Regions from separate parts of the Mus musculus genome. Here region 2 is linked to region 1. A link is a loop called in an ENCODE intact Hi-C map of the cell type or tissue named here. Cell type or tissue: heart. All regions are shown on one strand. Links, peaks and the distances in the headings refer to the core of each region. The heading gives the core; the rest is flanking DNA. Region 1 has its middle 21 kb from the start of Mfsd6. Region 2 holds the start of Inpp1 (inositol polyphosphate-1-phosphatase).

Evidence for each region. Peaks named below come from ENCODE experiments on the same cell type or tissue, not always from the same donor. Only the 100,000 strongest peaks of a DNase experiment are listed, where the experiment ranks them.
Region 2: a loop joins it to region 1, with 4 times the contacts of the local background. A loop is called at or near these places in 4 of 42 quality-filtered maps.

What each region holds. Positions count from the first base shown.
Region 1 is chr1:52,743,894-52,752,546 of GRCm38, forward strand. No RefSeq gene overlaps it. Among named protein-coding and RNA genes, the nearest start is that of Mfsd6, 21 kb to the left of the region's middle. In heart, for the core only: a CTCF peak has its summit at 4,577 (motif pointing left); no DNase peak of the experiment used is centred there.
Region 2 is chr1:52,812,753-52,821,405 of GRCm38, forward strand. Inpp1 (inositol polyphosphate-1-phosphatase) reads right to left here and starts at 4,936. Exons shown (of 6, transcript NM_008384.2): 1 at 4,650-4,936. In heart, for the core only: a CTCF peak has its summit at 4,348; DNase peaks (open chromatin) are centred at 3,879, 4,379 and 4,879; H3K4me3 peaks cover 1,413 bases; H3K27ac peaks cover 1,043 bases.

The sequences.
Region 1 (8,653 bases), core at 1,793-6,792:
AAACCCATCTAGAACATACTCAAGACACAGCAAGCCAGAGCAGCCACCAAGCCAATTCCATAGAGAAAGGAAAAACTTTTCTTTTTTTTTTTTTTTTTTTTTTTTTTTTTTCCATTTTTTATTAGGTATTTCGCTCATTTACATTTGCAATGCTATACCAAAAGTCCCCCATAGCCACCCACCCCCTCTCCCCTACCCACCCACTCCCCTTTTATGGCCCTGGCGTTCCCCTGTACTGGGGCATATAAAGTTTGCGTGTCCAATGGGCCTCTCTTTCCAGTGATGGCCGACTAGGCCATCTTTTGATGCATATGCAGCTAGAGTCAAGAGCTCCGGGGTACTGGTTAGTTCATAATGTTGTTCCACCTATAGTGTTGCAGATCCCTTTAGCTTCTTTGGTACTTTCTCTAGCTCCTTCATTGGGGGCCATGTGATCCATCCAATAGCCGACTGTGAGCATCCACTTCTATGCTTGCTAGGTCCAGGCATACTCTGACAAGAGACAGCTATATCAGGGTCCTTTCAGCATAATCTTGCTAGTGTATGCAATGGTGTCAGCATTTGGAAGCTGATTATGGGATGGATCCCCGGATATGGTAGTGTCTACATGGTCCATCCTTTTATCTCAGCTCCAAACTTTGTCTCTGTAACTCCTTCCAAGGGTGTTTTGCTCCCACTTCTAAGGAGGGGCATAGTGTTCACACTTCAGTCTTCATTTTTCTTGAGTTTCATGTGTTTAGGAAATTGTATCTTATATCTTGGGTATCTTAGGTTTTGGGCTAATATCCACTTATCAGTGAGTACATATTGTGTGAGTTCCTTTGTGAATGTGTTACCTCACTCAGGATGATGCCCTCCAGGTCCATCCATTTGGCCAGGAATTTCATAAATTCATTCTTTTTAATAGCTGAGTAGTACTCCATTGTGTAGATGTACCACATCTTCTGTATCCATTCCTCTGTTGAGGGGCATCTGGGTTCCTTCCAGCTTCTGGCTATTATAAATAAGGCTGCTATGAACATAGGGAAAAACTTTTCAATAGGTGCTAGAGTGATGGACGGCTGTACTTAAAGATGAATTAGATCCTGAAAAACAAAAGCCAACAGAGAAAATATGATTCGCCATAAAAGGTCGCTGTGATGGCTGGAGCCCGAGAAAGACCATCTGGGTTTCCCCTTTCTCTATGGCTGCTAGATTGGTGTGGTTAGAAGACAAAGAGAATTCTTTCCATAGTTGAATATCCCAAATCCCTTGGCAGCTTCTTGAATTGAGTTCAAACTTGCTTCTCCATAATTTTTGCAAGTGATACTACCATATAGGCCTTTAAAGTTTTATATGTCCTGAACAACAAGATAGTACAATCTAAGGAATACATGGGCATCCCTCCTTACAGATAACAGAGGAGTATTCAGTAGGATATGACTCAACTCAAAGAACAATCAAATGTAACCCTGAGCTGGCCTTTCTCTGCCATATATGTATGTGTGTGATGATCAAGTGTTGCTGTGGTCCTGTGTACTGCCTCTCTGCAGAGTGTCTGGATATTGCCAGTACACCAGCAGGATAATACCAGCGTCAGGAAGTCAGCAGCCTGTCCCCTTCCCTCTGGGGTGTGAGCTGTGAAGTGGAGCCTGGGATAGATAGGTTCCATAGGGTTCCAGGCAGGCAGGGAATGCCACGAGTGTTACAGCTCTTAAAAGAGGAATTAAAAGGTTTGGGCAGCCTGGGTGAGGCAGGTAGCCTGGATCCTGGGTCCCACAACAGCTGCACCATCAGCTGCCACCACGCTGATGTGAGCCTCTGTGGACAAGGAGAGCCCCACCGGCCAGGCAGGCCCAAGATCCAATGATGAGTACATCAGGAGAGAGGTCTTCCCTACGTGTTATAGCTCAGTAAGGACAGCAATTCTGAGACGATTCTTGGTGAAATAACATGTGTGCTTCATTACTCCATGTAGTCATGGACTATATAAACCTTGGGGAGTGGGATGGGATTGGTGTGTAAGTGTTTACTATTGACTATGTTCAAAGTGTTTGTGATGCTCTCTTTGCATGGGGAAGGACTCCGGGTGTTGCACATGGTCCTCACAGTTGGGTGTCATGGTTACCGGTTCACAGAGACAGGGAGCACGTAGCTCCACTGCTGTTGCTCTCAGATTCCTGAGATTGCAAGGGTTTGAGCACTTGGCCTCACCAGTCCTTATCCAGGTCAGGTGGCACAGCCCACTTGTCCTCCATGTTGGCAAGGACTCAGGAAAGAGGGCTCTTAGTCCCCATCTTCTCTTGGTGATGTCACTTAGAACACCTTCTCTATCAATACATACCCTAAACTTCTTCTTCTAACACTTAATGTTACAGAGAAGCATTCAGGTCACGCACATATTCCTTGAGCACACTCATCAGCATATGCCTTTTTCTTAATTTGCAGGGCTGGAGGTTGAATCTAGGCCAGATGATCACACTGCCCTGGAACTATATCCTCAGTACCCCTCTGCCTCTTTAATGTTTTATTTTGAGACAAAACCTCATTAAGCTGCCCAGGCTGGCTTTGATCTTGCAATTTTTCTACCCCTGGCCTCCCAAGAAGCTGAGACGACAGGTCCGTGTCACCAGGCTTGGCTTTGTTATGACATTTTAAAGTGAGATAAAACCTATTTATGTCAAATACATGAACCTGGTTTTATGAAGAGTTTACATTTGCCACTGGGGTAGAGGGAGAAAGCTGCTGGTGCCCAGAACCCCTTGCTGTTAACACTACTCTGACTCTGCAGCTTGGGCTCTTAGGGATGCTGACTAAGATTACTATGTAACTGAACCAGTGCTTGTGAGAAGAGGAGAGGTAGGAAGAGAGAAGACAGGGAGAGATCCTGACTGACTGACCAGGCTGTATAATCCCACATCTTGAACTGGTTCTATAGGGAACTCTGACAATCTTGAATGGAGTAAGAGTGGTAATTCTTAGCACCAGAATAGTAGTGCAGGCTTGGGCCTGCTTGCTTTCTTCAGCTAAGAATACCTGCATTCCTGGAGCCAGAGATGGCTGGGAAGTTAAGGGCACTGGCTGCTCTTCTGGAGGACCTGAGTTCATGTCCTAGCACCCACATGGCAGCTCACAACCAACCCTCTTTAATTATAGCCCCAGGTTTTGTACTGTGTGTACTTGTGTGTGTTGCTCTCATTTATCATTCTGAAATTATCAGTCATCCATGCTATGTCATTCCATCTCAGCACACCATAATGCATCTACTCACTCTGCTGCAGATGTTGGCTGGTGTGAATAGTACACATCTTTTGGTATATATTCACATGTTAAGTATTAAGAAAGAGGTTATAGAATATGCATATATTCAACTTTATTAAATACTGATGAGCATTTTCCTAAAGTAATTGCACGAATCCATATTCCCACCATGAGTGTAAATAAACTTTATTTTACTTATTTAGGCTATAAGACAAGCTCCACCTAAAACTATGTGGGCAGGCTGGCTTGGCACTCACTCTATAGCTAGGTTAGGCTGGAACTCACAGGAATTCTTTTGCCTCTGCCTCTTCTATGCTAGGGGCAGAGGTGCAGACTACCATACCTGACTTGCAAGAGAATTTTAGTTTCTATGAGGGTTTGGTGCACTTTTCTGATAACTAGTGACATTGGTTGCTGTCTTAGTCAGGATTTCTATTCCTGGACAAAACATCATGACCAAGAAGCAAGTTCAGGAGGAAAGGGTTTATTCAGCTTACACTTCCATACTGCTGTTCATCACTATAGGAAGTCAGGACTGGAACTCAAGCAGGTCAGGAAGCAGGAGCTGATGCAGAGGCCATGGAGGGATGTTCCTTACTGGCTTGCTTCCCCTGGCTTGCTCAGCCTGCTCTCTTATAGAACCAAGACTACCAGCCCAGAGATGGCACCACCCACAAGGGGACCTCCCCCCTTGATCACTAATTGAGAAAATGCCTTACAGCTGGATCTCATGGAGGCATTTCCCCAACTGAAGCTCCTTTCTCTGTGATAACTCCAGCCTGTGTCAAGTTGACACAAAACTAGCCAGTACTTTCATGTACTTACTGATCATTTAAATATTTTCTTTTACAAGGATTTAGAGGCCCTTTTCACCTGGCCTTCTCTGTTGTTCCTGTTGACTTTATTGTGAAAGATCTTTATTGCTTGTGTATTCCAGTCCTTAGTCAGTATATCCTGCAAATGGCCCCTCTACTCTGTGGCTTAAATCCTTGTTCCTTTATGCAACGGAGAAAGAACTCCACAAATTAACTCTGTGTTATGCAGTAGTCAAATCTGGATGTTGTTTTTTGTTTTGTTTTGTTTTGTTTTTTTCTCCATAGTTTCCATATCTTAAAGGAGTTTTAATAAACACCTTAAAACTCAGTAAAAGGTATGAGTTAAGGAAAGCAGTTTGTTTAAAACACAGTGAGAGGTCTTTTGAGGAAGGTGATTCATTTAAAACTTAGTTATTACAAAGTAATCAATTGGAAGTGGTTAACAGAGTCAGGAACTTCCACAATTGGTCTTTAAGCTGCATCAGCCTGCACAAAAAAATGTTAGTGCCCCCTGGTGGGCAGTGTGAGCTTTACAGTAAATCCTGAAACACCATCAAGGTTTCCTCTATCTAAAAAGAACTATCAGTTGAAGTAATCCTAAATTCCCCTGAGGCTTGGGTTTGGGCCAGGCTACGAACTAGAAGATAATTACAACATCTAGTAAGATCATAAGTGGAAAATCGAGTGTTGAGACCTAAATAATTGCCGTTGTGGGGACAGTACAGGGAGAAATGGGTTGGAGGTGAGGATCACTCCAAAAGCAGGGACAGGTGCCATTAAAGTACAAATGGAAAACCATTTCCTTTTCTTTTGGAGTATATTTAACCTCATTCTGGGTAAAGAATATTAGCCACTCATCTTTATATTGCATTAACACCTGTTTTCAACGCAGATGTGTTTAACACATATGTGAAAACGTCAAAAATCCCTCTTTTTTTTTTTTTTTTTTATTCTTTTGAGATAAGATCTTCCTAAGTAAACCAGTCTGGCCTTGAATTCACAGAGGTGTGCCTGCCTCTGTACCCCAAGCTGGGATTAAAGACTCGTGTAATTATGCCCAGCTTTTCTTAATTCAATCTTCACAGTTCATGCTATGTATTTCATTGTTGCTAGAGCACCATAAACAAACAGTGCAGGATACTAATCCAGTGGGTTTATTCCAGTGCTTACTAACCACACATTCTATCACTTTTCTCTATGTTTGGGCTTACCAGCGAGCAAGCACCATGGAGACGAGGAACAAAGTGGCCCTGTCTTCCCTCTTTCCGTGTCACCCTTTCCAGCATCAGTGATTAGACAACACAGGAAAATAACACAAATCATACCGGCTGTGGTAAGCCTTCCTCCTTGTACATCTTTTCTGAGTGCCATTGCCTTCTTCATGCATGCCGTGAAACCCGGCCATGATACTTAGTCATGAATATATACTTGTCAACTGCTGGCTTTGAATCACAGTGGCCATGACATCTAGGATCCCCTGAAATCATGGATGCTGTGATACTGTGAATAAAACAGCTAGGAGATAAAACACACACACAAGCACACATACATATATACATACACACACATGTGCATCTGTGCATATACACATACTGTATAGCTCTTCTACTTCATTACAGAAAGGAGAAAATCAAAGTATAATTTTGTAAGTTAAAAAATTTGTCTTTTTTAAAATTTTGTACTAGGTATTTTATTTACATTTCAAGTGTTCTCTCCTTTCCTCATTTCCCCTCTGAAAACACCCTTATCCCATCCTCCCACCACCTACTCACTAACCCACCCACTCCCGCTTCCCTGTCCTGGCATTCCCCTATAGTGGGGCATTGATCCTTCACAGGACCAAGGGCCTCTATTCTCACTGATGTTCCACAAGGCCATACTCTGCTATATATGCAGCTGGAGCCATGAGTCCCTCCATGTGTACTCCTTGGTTGGTGGTTTAGTCCCAGTGAGCTCTGGGGGTACTGGTTAGTTCATATTGTTGTTCCTCCTATGGGGCTGCAAACCCCTTCAAGCTCCTTGAGTTCTTTCTCTAGCTCCTCCACTGGGAACCCTGTGCTCAGTCCATTTTTTCCCCAGCATTCAAAGAGCAGGAAAACAATGAGTAAAGGTCTCCCTTGAGATGGGCAGAACATGAGCCACATGGTGGCTTCTCATTCTGTCTGGTATCCAGTGACCAAAGTCTGCTTGCTCTGTCACAACACAAGCACCCTGTGCAGGTGTGGGGCAAAGGTCTCTGGTACTATGCAAGGTCAGGTGGTAGGGAATAACCATGTGTAAGCTGGCTTCAGAGTGTGGCTTTCAGGCCCTTAGGGCAACCTCACACAACTCAAGCTCTGTCAGTGGCTCTGGATGTGTCTGGGGTTTGAATATGATTCGGAACCCAGTGGCCAAGGCCACTAATTCACATCTGTGTTCTGTTGAGGGCCATGTCACACTGTCATGGGACACTGACTATACCTTGTGTTTTCATCACAGCAAAATATGTCACCATGCAATGTTAGGGATCGTTTCAAAACTACTTAACCCTCCATCATGCATATGGCCTTGTCTGAAGGTAAAACTTTCAGAGAATTTCAACATGTCAACCACAGAGCAGTAAAGCAAGCTTGGTGGCCTGGGTATGGAACTTTGTGAAACCTACATGGATCTCAAAGCCAGTCCAGGGGTGATTGGCTTATTAAACATTTTATTTATAAAGGAAATGAAAGGGATAAAGTGCTAGCATTCTGTCTAAGCTTTGCCCCCACAGTTACCTGGCAACAGTCAGGCAAGCCTAACTTACTATAAAAGAGGCTGCTTGCCCCCTCCTTGCTCTCTTGCTCTTACTTTTCCCTTCCTGCTCCTGCCCTCTCCCCATTCCCTCCCCTCCCCATGCTCATGACTGGCCTCTACTCCTCTTCTTCTCTTCTCTTCTCTTCTCTTCTCTTCTCTTCTCTTCTCCTCTCCTCTCCTCTCCTCTCCTCGCCTCTCCTCTCCTCTCCTCTTCCTCTTCCTCTTCCTCTTCCTCTTCCTCTTCCTCTTCCTCTTCCTCTTCCTCTTCCTCTCTCTCTCTCTCTTCTCTCTCTCTCTCTCTCTCTCTCTCTCTCTCTCTCTCTCTCTCTGCCTTTCTCTGTCTCTACTACCCTCTTAACTCCCTTCCCCATGCCCTTAATATACTCTATACTATACTGTCCTGTGGCTGGTTCCTCAGGGGAACGTGATGATTCCGCATGGGCCTGCAGAGGCCCCTCTTCCTCCATACCTGACTGACTACAGCTCCATAGAATATATCCCCCTTCTCTATCTTTTTATAAACACATCATAAAGTTCTTAATGATGTAGACTCATCTAACTCAGCTTATTTAGGATCAGGGCATTGTAAATATAATCTAAAGCAGGACAGTGGTGCCACCCTTAGTGCCAGCACTAAAGGGGACAGAAGAAAGCAGGTCTCTGTGTTCAAGACCAGTCTGGTCTAAAGAGTGAGTTCCGGGATAGCTAGGACTACACAGAGAAACCCTGTCAAAACAAAACAAAACAAAACAAAACAAAACAAGATAAATACAGTAACAAACAAAACAAAAACACAAAAGCAAATATAATCTAGAGAAAAGAAAAACATCATTTAGAATTACAGAGCTTTGAGTAGAGCCAGAATTCTAGGTAGCTTGAGAATGAGCAGAAAAAAAAAAAAAACAAGCAAACAAAATCTTTAGAGTGCTGGTGCCACAGAGCCCAGACTCCAGGGTCATATCACACAGGAAATATTTTTTAAGTAAATTTGAGAGTAAGACAAAAAAGACAAAAACAAAAAAACAAAAAAAAAACACAACAACCCTGCACTCAAATAAAAAGGAAAAAAAACCAAAACCAAAACCATGCAGGTGTGTGTGTGTGTGCGTGTGTGTGTGTGTGTGTGTGTGTGTGTATCTGTAGCAAAACTATGAGCATCCTGGCTCAGCCTTCTGAGGACCAAGCTATTGCCTGATTTTTAATTATTTGTTTCTAGTGACTAACCCAAATGAAGCTATAAGATCTAGGATGCCTGAACCCAAGGTTCTGAAGGACCAGTTCCTAGTTGCTCTAAGGCTTTCTGTGGGAAGAGACCATAACACCATTTTATCATCATCAATGGGGTGTATCTACCTTGGCCAACCCCATACAGAAGAGCCAGTCCTACTCACCAAACTCTGGAGCTGGGGCTGAATCCTGGAAGGTGCATAAAAACTTGCAGCCATTGTTATTTGACTCTGTCTTGATTTGTGCAAAGTCACTGCAGTGTCATGCATTACCTAACAATAAAAGAGATGAAGTTTAAAAAAAAAATGAAAGAAAGAAGGACAAACAAAAGGAAAGGAGAGGGGAGGGGAGGGGAGGGAGGGGGGAGGGGAGGGGAGGGGAGGGGAGGGGAGGGGACGGGAGGGGAGGGGAGGGGAGGGGACGGGAGGGGAGGGGAGGGGAGGGGAGGGGAGGGGAGGGGAGGGGAGGAGAGACTATTTTCAAAGCTGTTGGCTGCATGCTTTAAGTCCACTAGGAAAGCATCTATTATAGCTTAGGCTTCCTTTGGATGTGATTTTCACCCTATCAACCCAGACTTAAGAGCCACTATTAATTAT
Region 2 (8,653 bases), core at 1,689-6,688, 69 kb after region 1:
CTACAGGGCTCTAGGAGCTAGCCTGGAGAGACAGAGCATCAGCTAAGAGCACGGGATGGTCTTCTAGAGGTTGATTTGAGGCATCCATGTGACTCACAACTGTTTGTAACTCCATTTGCAGGGGCTCTGACACTCTGTAGCCTCCCTGAGCACCAGACATGAATTGATGAACACACACACACACACACACACACACACACACACACACATTCTCTCTCTCTCTCTCTCTCTCTCTCAAACACATACACAGAGAGAGAGAGACAGACAGACAGACAGAGAGAGGAGGGGGTGTAAATATTCGTAGGTCATTTTCTAATAAAAATCTCAATCATTCGATTTTACCAATGAAGACTTGGGAGCCAGATGCTGGGGTGGAAAGTCTGCTAGCTTAGAGAGGAAGAGGAAGCACCCAGCTGACCTTCCTCAGCAGATGTCCCAGAAGGAATGCCTTTTCTCACACCACCACAAAAACCTTTTTCAAACTGCATGCCCCTGCCTTCTAATTCCTGTGTGTCTCTCTATCCATCCTCCTGACCCCTTCTTACTCACTATGGATTTTTCTTAGTAATCCTGTGCTCACACCCTGTCATCTAGTTGCCTGCTCTGCCTCTTCACCAACTTTAGATGCTTTTATTTAATCCTGTTTACAATATTCAAGCTGAAAACTCTTGGATTAAAGGTGTGTGCTAAGGCTGAGCGACACTACAACTAAAAACAGGTTTTTCCGGTAAATAATACAATCTTGGGATGCCCAGTGTGATCAAATGCAACACCAAACACATAAAAAAAGGTAAGCTGCTAATAAGAAAAGCCAGGGCATCACCATTTACCAAATTATGTTTTCCTGAAGCAAAATTAAGATTTGGTCATTTTAGTTTTCTCCACTGGTTATTTATACCAATGGGAAGCTTAGCATTGTCACATACATTTAAATAGCACTGGTAAAGTTAGCTAAATTAGTTTAAACTTAGATAATTAATTTAAGAGATTTAAAGTATTCAGCTGTAAGCCTGGCATAGTGGCGCTCACCTTTAACCCCAGCACTTGGGAGCAGAGGCAAGTGGATCTCTGAGTTGGAGGCTAGCATGGTCTACACAGCGAGTTCCAGGACAACCAGAGCTACATAGAAAAGCCCTAAATCCAAAAAACAGAAAAAAGAATTTAGTCGCTTAAGGTTAAAACCATCATGCAATTAACCTCCCTTTCTAACAATGGAGGAAGGAAGGAAGGAAGGAAGGAAGGAAGGAAGGAAGGAAGGAAGGAGGGAAGGAAGGAGAAATGGAAAGGAAAATAAATTCGAATACATTCCCCATTGTGATAATCAACCTTAATGAATATTTTTAATTCTATGTTATTTGTTTTTATATAAATGGCTATTTTTATGGTCAAATATAGGTTGTTTTTGGACAGGTTTGTAAGTCATTTCAGCAAAAGCTATAGATAAATTATTTGAAACTGCATGCTGATTTGCTGACTTTCTTCTTTCATCAGAAAGAGGTAACATACATCTACTATGTGATAATATCGGGGCAATGGTTTCCTATGGACTACTGGTCATTGTAAATTAAAGATGCATTTATTAATTATGCATTAATAAGGAGGTCAGGAAGATGGCTCCTTCAGTAACATGTCTGTTGTGCAAGCATGAGGAGCTGGATTCCAATTCCTGGCACACACATAAAAAGCTGGGCACGCCTGTAATTCCAACCCGGGGACGGGAGCAGAGAGCTCCTGGGATCTGTAGCAAGCGTCACTGAATTGGGGAACTCAGGTTCAGTGAGGCCCTGTCTCAAAAATGAAGTTGGAGAATAGTTGAAGATGACCTGAAGTCAACCTCTGGTTTCCATGAATGAGCATACATGTGTGCACACACACTGGAACATTTACATACAAATATACCACACATACACAACAGCAACAATAAAAGATTCAGTAATCAGGACATTCCTATGACCCTAGGACTCTGGGGAGGAAAGAAGACAAAAGAAGGAGAATCAGTTCAAGACCAACCCCAGCTGCCTATTTGAGGCAGCCTGGACTACATAAGACTATCTTTTTTAAAATCCACTCATGGAAAAACTTAATAATATGAAAAGACTCGATTAACATTGTGCATATCATGATGGAAATGAAATCACCAAAATATGTTTACAAGCATACACTTACAACAATCACCAGAATAATAAGATATGTAGATTTCTTAAATGGGCAATATTACATAAATAAATATTATATAAATAAAACCTCAGTTTTATTAAAGAACCTTTTATATAGATGAATCCTGAATGATTCACAGCTATTCACAGTTTGGCAACAGTGCACTCTCACCTGCAGATTTCAGGACTGCCTAGGTATTTGTCATTGCTTATGCTTTTAAAAAGTTACCATCGCTGTCTATTTTAATTGTATTTTTGAAATTATGACTTGTAAAGTACTAAGTTGTGGGGTATGGAGGGAGCTCAGTCAGTAAGGTGGATTCCAAACATGCCTGGGGCCCTGGGATCCGTCCCCAACCTTGCACAATCACCTAGTGTGGTGGCACTCGCCTGTAATGCCAGCACTGGAGAGGGGGAAACAGGAAACTCAAGCTCAAGGCCACCCTCTGCCTCCCAGGGTTTGAGTCCAGTCTGGGACACCTGAGACCCTAACTTTGTAGCTAAACACTGCGACCAAGTTGCAACCAAGTATCTTTTTGTGTAGGTGGTTGTGGTATATGTGCGAGTGCATGCATGCATGGTCCAGTGTTTGTAGATGCCTGTGTGCATGCATTTGGAAGCCCAAAGCTGAAGTTTGGTGTCTCCATTTATTTATTGTAGCAGGGTCTCTCACTGAAGCTGGAGCTCACTACAGCTACCCTAGCTAGTCAGCCTGTCCTAAGAATCCACCTCTGCCTCCCGAATGCTGGTAGTGCTAGATGAAGGCTAGGCCTACCCACCTTTTGTATGGGTTCTTGAGACAGGGACTACTTCTTCAGTGAGCCATGCCCCTCCCCACCTCTGTCTAGCCTTCTACTATTATCTTCCATTGTTAGTAAACAGCTACGTTTAGGAAACACAACTCCATACTAATTGTGAGAAACAGGAAGCAACACTTTTATTTCCAAACTAACCCAGACAAAAGCCCAACATTGAGTCATTCTGAGCTTCTTAGGACACCCTAAGTATTTTAAGGAAGACATTTATACAAGACTCCCACCTGGGGAAAGTCCACATCTGTGCCACTCTTTAAAATGGAAGATGTTTGTTTTTAATTGATTACTTATTTATCTTTTAGGCAGTTTTGGTGTAACATGAAATAGAATAAAGCATCATTTTTCTAATTATTATTCAAGATCGAAGTAAAAGAGGAAATACCTATATAACGATTTACCTTTATTGCTTGTATTTTTATTGGCCTTCTGTGTCTAAAAATAAATTAGAATTTTTTCTCCAATTACTCCAAGTACAAGTATAATCTAAATGTGCAATAATGAACTTCACACTACAGAGTGAGAGTCTAAGGTGCAAGTGGTGGCTTAGTTCAAAAACTTGCAAAGAAGAGTTCTTAGTCTATTCAAAAACTGAAGTGTAACTTTATGTGTCTTACACAGTCTTCTTCATTGCTAAGAATTAACTGCAAAAGTATTATAAAAGTCCTTTAAATGTAAGTTCTTAAGAAAACAGCAAACAGGCACGTGCAGGGGTTAAAATCGGCTTTCCCGTTGCCTGTATTTTCCCTTTCATTCTGTACTTTCAGATGCCTGACTGAGGTCATCTTGCTAGTCCATCAGCCAAAAGTAGTCCCTGGGGTTGTTTTCTTCCTTAGATTGTTACCAGGTGGGTGGACCTAAGTCTTACCATCTGATTAAAACTGGGAATTAAGGGCAAGGAGCCAAAAAAGCAAAGCAAAACAAAACAAAACAGAAAGATTCATTCTGCATGGGATACATATATATTAAGAGTCCTGTCCGCACGGCCTCAAGCCGCAGTCCTTTTGACGCGAACACCCTCACACAGTGGGCAAACTTCCACGTGTTCCGGTCCTAGTTTTAAGGACAGAAATCTCCAAAGTACACACCGCGCTTGTTAACGTGTATTCCCTAGATTTTTCTTTCACACCTCATGTCTGACAGTCCATATGATTTTTACCAAAGCCAGGTTAGATAATTTAGATGACACCCTTCTATGCTGTCCACACCCACTGCCTAGACATGTCTCACAAAACCATACTTCAAAATGTAGAAAAAATATACCCCCGGACTGTTTAGTCTACACCCATCCAATGGGTCTCTAGAGACAGTCAACGTGGATCCACGTTAGAAGCATCTCTCAGGCAAACTGCTCCCCTACTTCTTGACAGCTACGCCACCTACCCGTGGAACCTGGGCCTCTGCTTCTGACCATTCTCAGATCACCTCATTCAACCTAGAGGCTAGTGGTAGGAATGGAAAGAACCGAGCAGAAGAAGCTACTCTGCGGGCGATTGGATTTCTTTCGGTGGCTTCTGCAGAGCTAAGGGGGCGGCGTGATCCGCGAGCTTAGCCTCTCGGTTCGGGGTTCGGGCTCTGTGTGGGTGGGCACGGGCAGGCCGGAGAGGCCTCGATGCAGCGACCCGGTACCTCGCAGGCCCAGGCGCCGAGGCCAGTAGCCTTCGGCCGGAGACCGACTCACCTGCCCTCTGCAGAGGCGATGGAGCGCGCGAGGCTCGCGGGGACCCAAATGCGCGGAGGTGGAGACGCTGGACACCGGGGAGGGGTGGCGAAAGCAGGAAAGCGGATTACCTAAGCGAGGATGCAGAGCCCCAAGGAGGATACAGCCTTTCCCAGAGAAACGGAAGAGGCGGAGGAGGGGCGAGAGAGGAGGAAGGGAGTGCCAACGCCTGGAGGTGGTCGCGCTGGGACCTGGCGCAATCCTCCTGTGGCGGGCACAGCCGGAGGGCAAGCCGCCAGGAAAACACCGGAGGTCACCGCAGCGAAGGCGGGGAGGCGCCCTGCCTCTCTTGGCTCCAGCAGTGCAGCCCAGTTTCTGCCAGGTCCCGGCCCCGCCTCTTTCCCCCGGGGCGGGTGGCCTCTTGCTTCTGGGGCGGGCGAGGGCATCCCACGCCAGCCAGCCTGAGTCTGGCCTCCGCGACGTCACAAGTGAAGCTTTGTCAATTTGCTTGAGAGGGCCAGAAAGGTCAGGGTTGCCTCAACCACAGTTCTTGGTGTGCATTGTTTCTTCAGAAGCACCCAAAAAGTCTTTGAGAATATTCCTCCTCCATTCATTTGAACCCTTGGTGTTATGGGTTTGACAGATGGTTTGAAGCTGTGAAGTTGGACTTCCTGCTAGAATGAGTCCCCCTGTTCTAATAGAAGCGTCTAGGTTCCTACATGTTTGTTTAGTCAAAGCAGTGTCTTCTGGACCTTATTAGTTGTGGGTCAAGGCCCAGCCAGGCAAGAAGCACATGTTGGGTGGGAAACTCATCTCTTGCTGCAACCCTTTTAAACTAATGCTCAGTGTGACTTAAAGATATAGTTGGGAGTGGTAGGTGGAAATAGAAATGGGTGGTGATGGACAAAGGGCAGCAAGGGTAAGAATTTTAAAAAGGGCAACATTCAACTTTGGGATAGAAGGGGCTCAGAGTCTCTGTGAGTGCTCTGGGCCCTTCTGTCCTGGTAAGATTTATCCGGCTTCCCTGTGATTTATTCTGTGGCTGGAACTGGGAAGCACTTCAACAATTCTAGCCTGCAGGCTTTCTCATCAACCTCTCCCCAAGCTCCCATTTATTTATGCGCAGTACTGCGATGGCACCTCACCCACTTCCATTCCCCATCCGCCTTCCATTCACTCACAGGTTCAGTGGATTCAGCCTTCTTTCTCACTTTTACTTTGTTTTGTTTTGTTTTTGGTAAGAGTCTCACTTTATAACCCTTGCTGGCCTCAAATTCGCTATCCTCCTGCTTCTGCCTTCTGGGTGCTGGGAGTACAGATGGGTGCTACCATGCCTAGATCCTCATATTGTCCTTTAGTTCCATTCTCTTAAGTCCATTCTTGGTGTTACAGCTGATATTAATTATGAAATCATATCCATGACAGCAAAATCAAGGAATAATATAAATGTGACATTTACCATAAGGAAATGGGAGTAGATTTGTATCTAGGAGCAGAACTGGGGAGGGGCTAGAGTAGGAGCTATGACTCTAGCCCATTTCTCTGCAGGTGCAGAGACCACCCTACAATACGTATCTCACTGGATCACTTGCTTGCTCTGATCTCTATTAACACTTGGAGCAAACTGCTGGTGATCAAGGCACATTTCCTCCTCCTCACTGTCAACTTTGCCACTCACACTTAGTGACCCTTTTACCAAACCGGATCTAGATGTCAATCCACAAACTTTTAGAATTCCATGTTTATGGCTGCCATTGCTATTGCAGCAGTCTCTTGCAGCTCTAACACACAGCTATAAGAGCTGGATAACTGGTAAGTCTTACCTCATAACTGATGAGATGGCACAGCAGGTAAAAGTGCATGCCACCAAGCCTGATGAACTCACTTGGATTTCTGGTACCCACATGGTGAATAGAGAGGACTGACTCCCCAAAATTGTGCTCTGGCCTCCATTTATGCGCCACAGCACACCTGTGTGCTCACATACACACAGTTATAATCATAAAAAATAATTTTTAATTAGGTATTTATTTCAGTTACATTTCCAATGCTATCCCAAAAGTCCCCCACACGATCCCCCACCCATTCCCACTTCTTGGCCCTGGCGTTCCCCTGTACTGAGGCAGATAAAGTTTGTACGACCAATGGGCCTCTTTTTCCACTGATGGCCGACTAAGGCCATCTTCTGATACATATGCAGCTAGAGACACGAGCTCTGGGGGGTACTGGGTAGTTCATATTGTTGTTCCCCCTATAGGGTTGCAGATCCTTTTAGCTCCTTGGGTACTTTCTCTAGCTCCTCCATTGGGGGCCCTGTGATCCATCCAATAGCTGACTGTGAGCATCCACTTCTGTGTTTGCTAGGCTCCGGCCTAGTCTCACAAGAGACAGCTATATCAGGGTCCTTTCAGCAAAATCTTGCTAGTGTATGCAATGGTGTCAGCGTTTGGAGGCTGATTATGGGATGGATCCCTGGATATGGCAGTCTCTAGATGGTTCATCCTTTCGTCTCAGCTCCAAACTGTGTCTCTGTAACTTCTTCCATGGGTGTTTTGTTCCCAGTTCTAAGAAGGGGCAAAGTGTCCACACTTTGGTCTTCGTTCTTCTTGAGTTTCATGTGTTTAGCAAATTGTATCTTATATCTTGGGTATCCTAGGTTTCTGGGCTAATATCCACTTATCAGTGAGTACATATTGTGTGAGTTCTTTTGTTATTGGGTTACCTCACTCAGGATGATGCCCTCCAGGTCCATCCATTTGCCTAGGAATTTCATAAATTCATTCTTTTTAATAGCTGAATAGTACACCATTGTGTAAATGTACCACATTTTCTGTACCCATTCCTCTGTTGAGGGGTATCTGGGTTCTTTCCAGCTTCTGGCTATTATAAATAAGGCTGCTATGAACATACGAGAGTTGTGGTTATCTTCATTTTATATTTAAAAAAACAACTGCATCATTATTATAAATAGTCATTATAATAAATCTTTATAGTATATTGTAAAGAAATAGTTATAAAAAAATTAAGTTGTAAAGGGGTTAGTTTACTCAAACTTGTAGTAGTGTTTGGTGAGGCTAAGTTTGAACCTAGAAATTTGGCTCTCGTACTCACGTGGTATTACCCAGTCATCATTTAAAAACCTTTCTCAGACTGCATGGTTTAACTGTAAAAATGTTACCCGCCAGCTCACCCATTGGAGCTTTCAGCCTCAGTTTCTGGCACTATTTTCATGAGTTTCAGAACTGTTAGGAGGGAGTGGGGGTGCAGTCTCACTGGGAGAGCAGAGGAGTGAGCGATGGGGTTCCTTCCGAATGTGGAAGAAGTTGGAGCTGTAGACCAGACGAGCCTCAGAACGGTCCATGCAGAGCTTAGCAGGCCTTCTGGTGGGAATGTAGGGGAGCAGAATGCCAATAGAAGGACAGACAGACAGACAGGTCTCAGGAGGTTTTGGTGGGGAAGGGGAGGGAACTGGCCTGGAGGCCATTTGTGTTACAGTTTCACAAAGACTCTAGGCACATTTCCAGCAAATACAAGTGACACTGAATTCAAATGAGTAATTCAAATTCAAAGGATGAATTTATTTTGTGGAGGAAATTTCAGTGCAGCACGGGATTTGTTCTTGTTGCATTTGTCTAGATTTGCACTGAGAGCTCTTAGCAGAAAGTGAAGCAGAACCATGTAAAGATATGCATTTGGGCCAGGAAAGGAGGGAGAGTAAATTTACAATCATGAACAAAGTCACTGCTGGAAATGCTGCTGCCTGTTAACAATGAGTGACACAGCTAAGAGAGAACTTCCTTGCTCCCTGCTGCAAGAGGAGTCGCTCCTCCAGTACAAGACAGCACTTCATTGAAAGCTCCAGGCCACCTACTCATCTCACCCAGCATGGAAGCTATCTTCCTGGGTTCTGCCATATTGATAATCAGAGGCTGCCACAGCTGAGTTGAGAGAGAGCCAGCCTATGTATTTGGGCCCACAGCAGCATTTAGTACTGATTTTACAAGCATGCAAGATTCCAGAGTTAT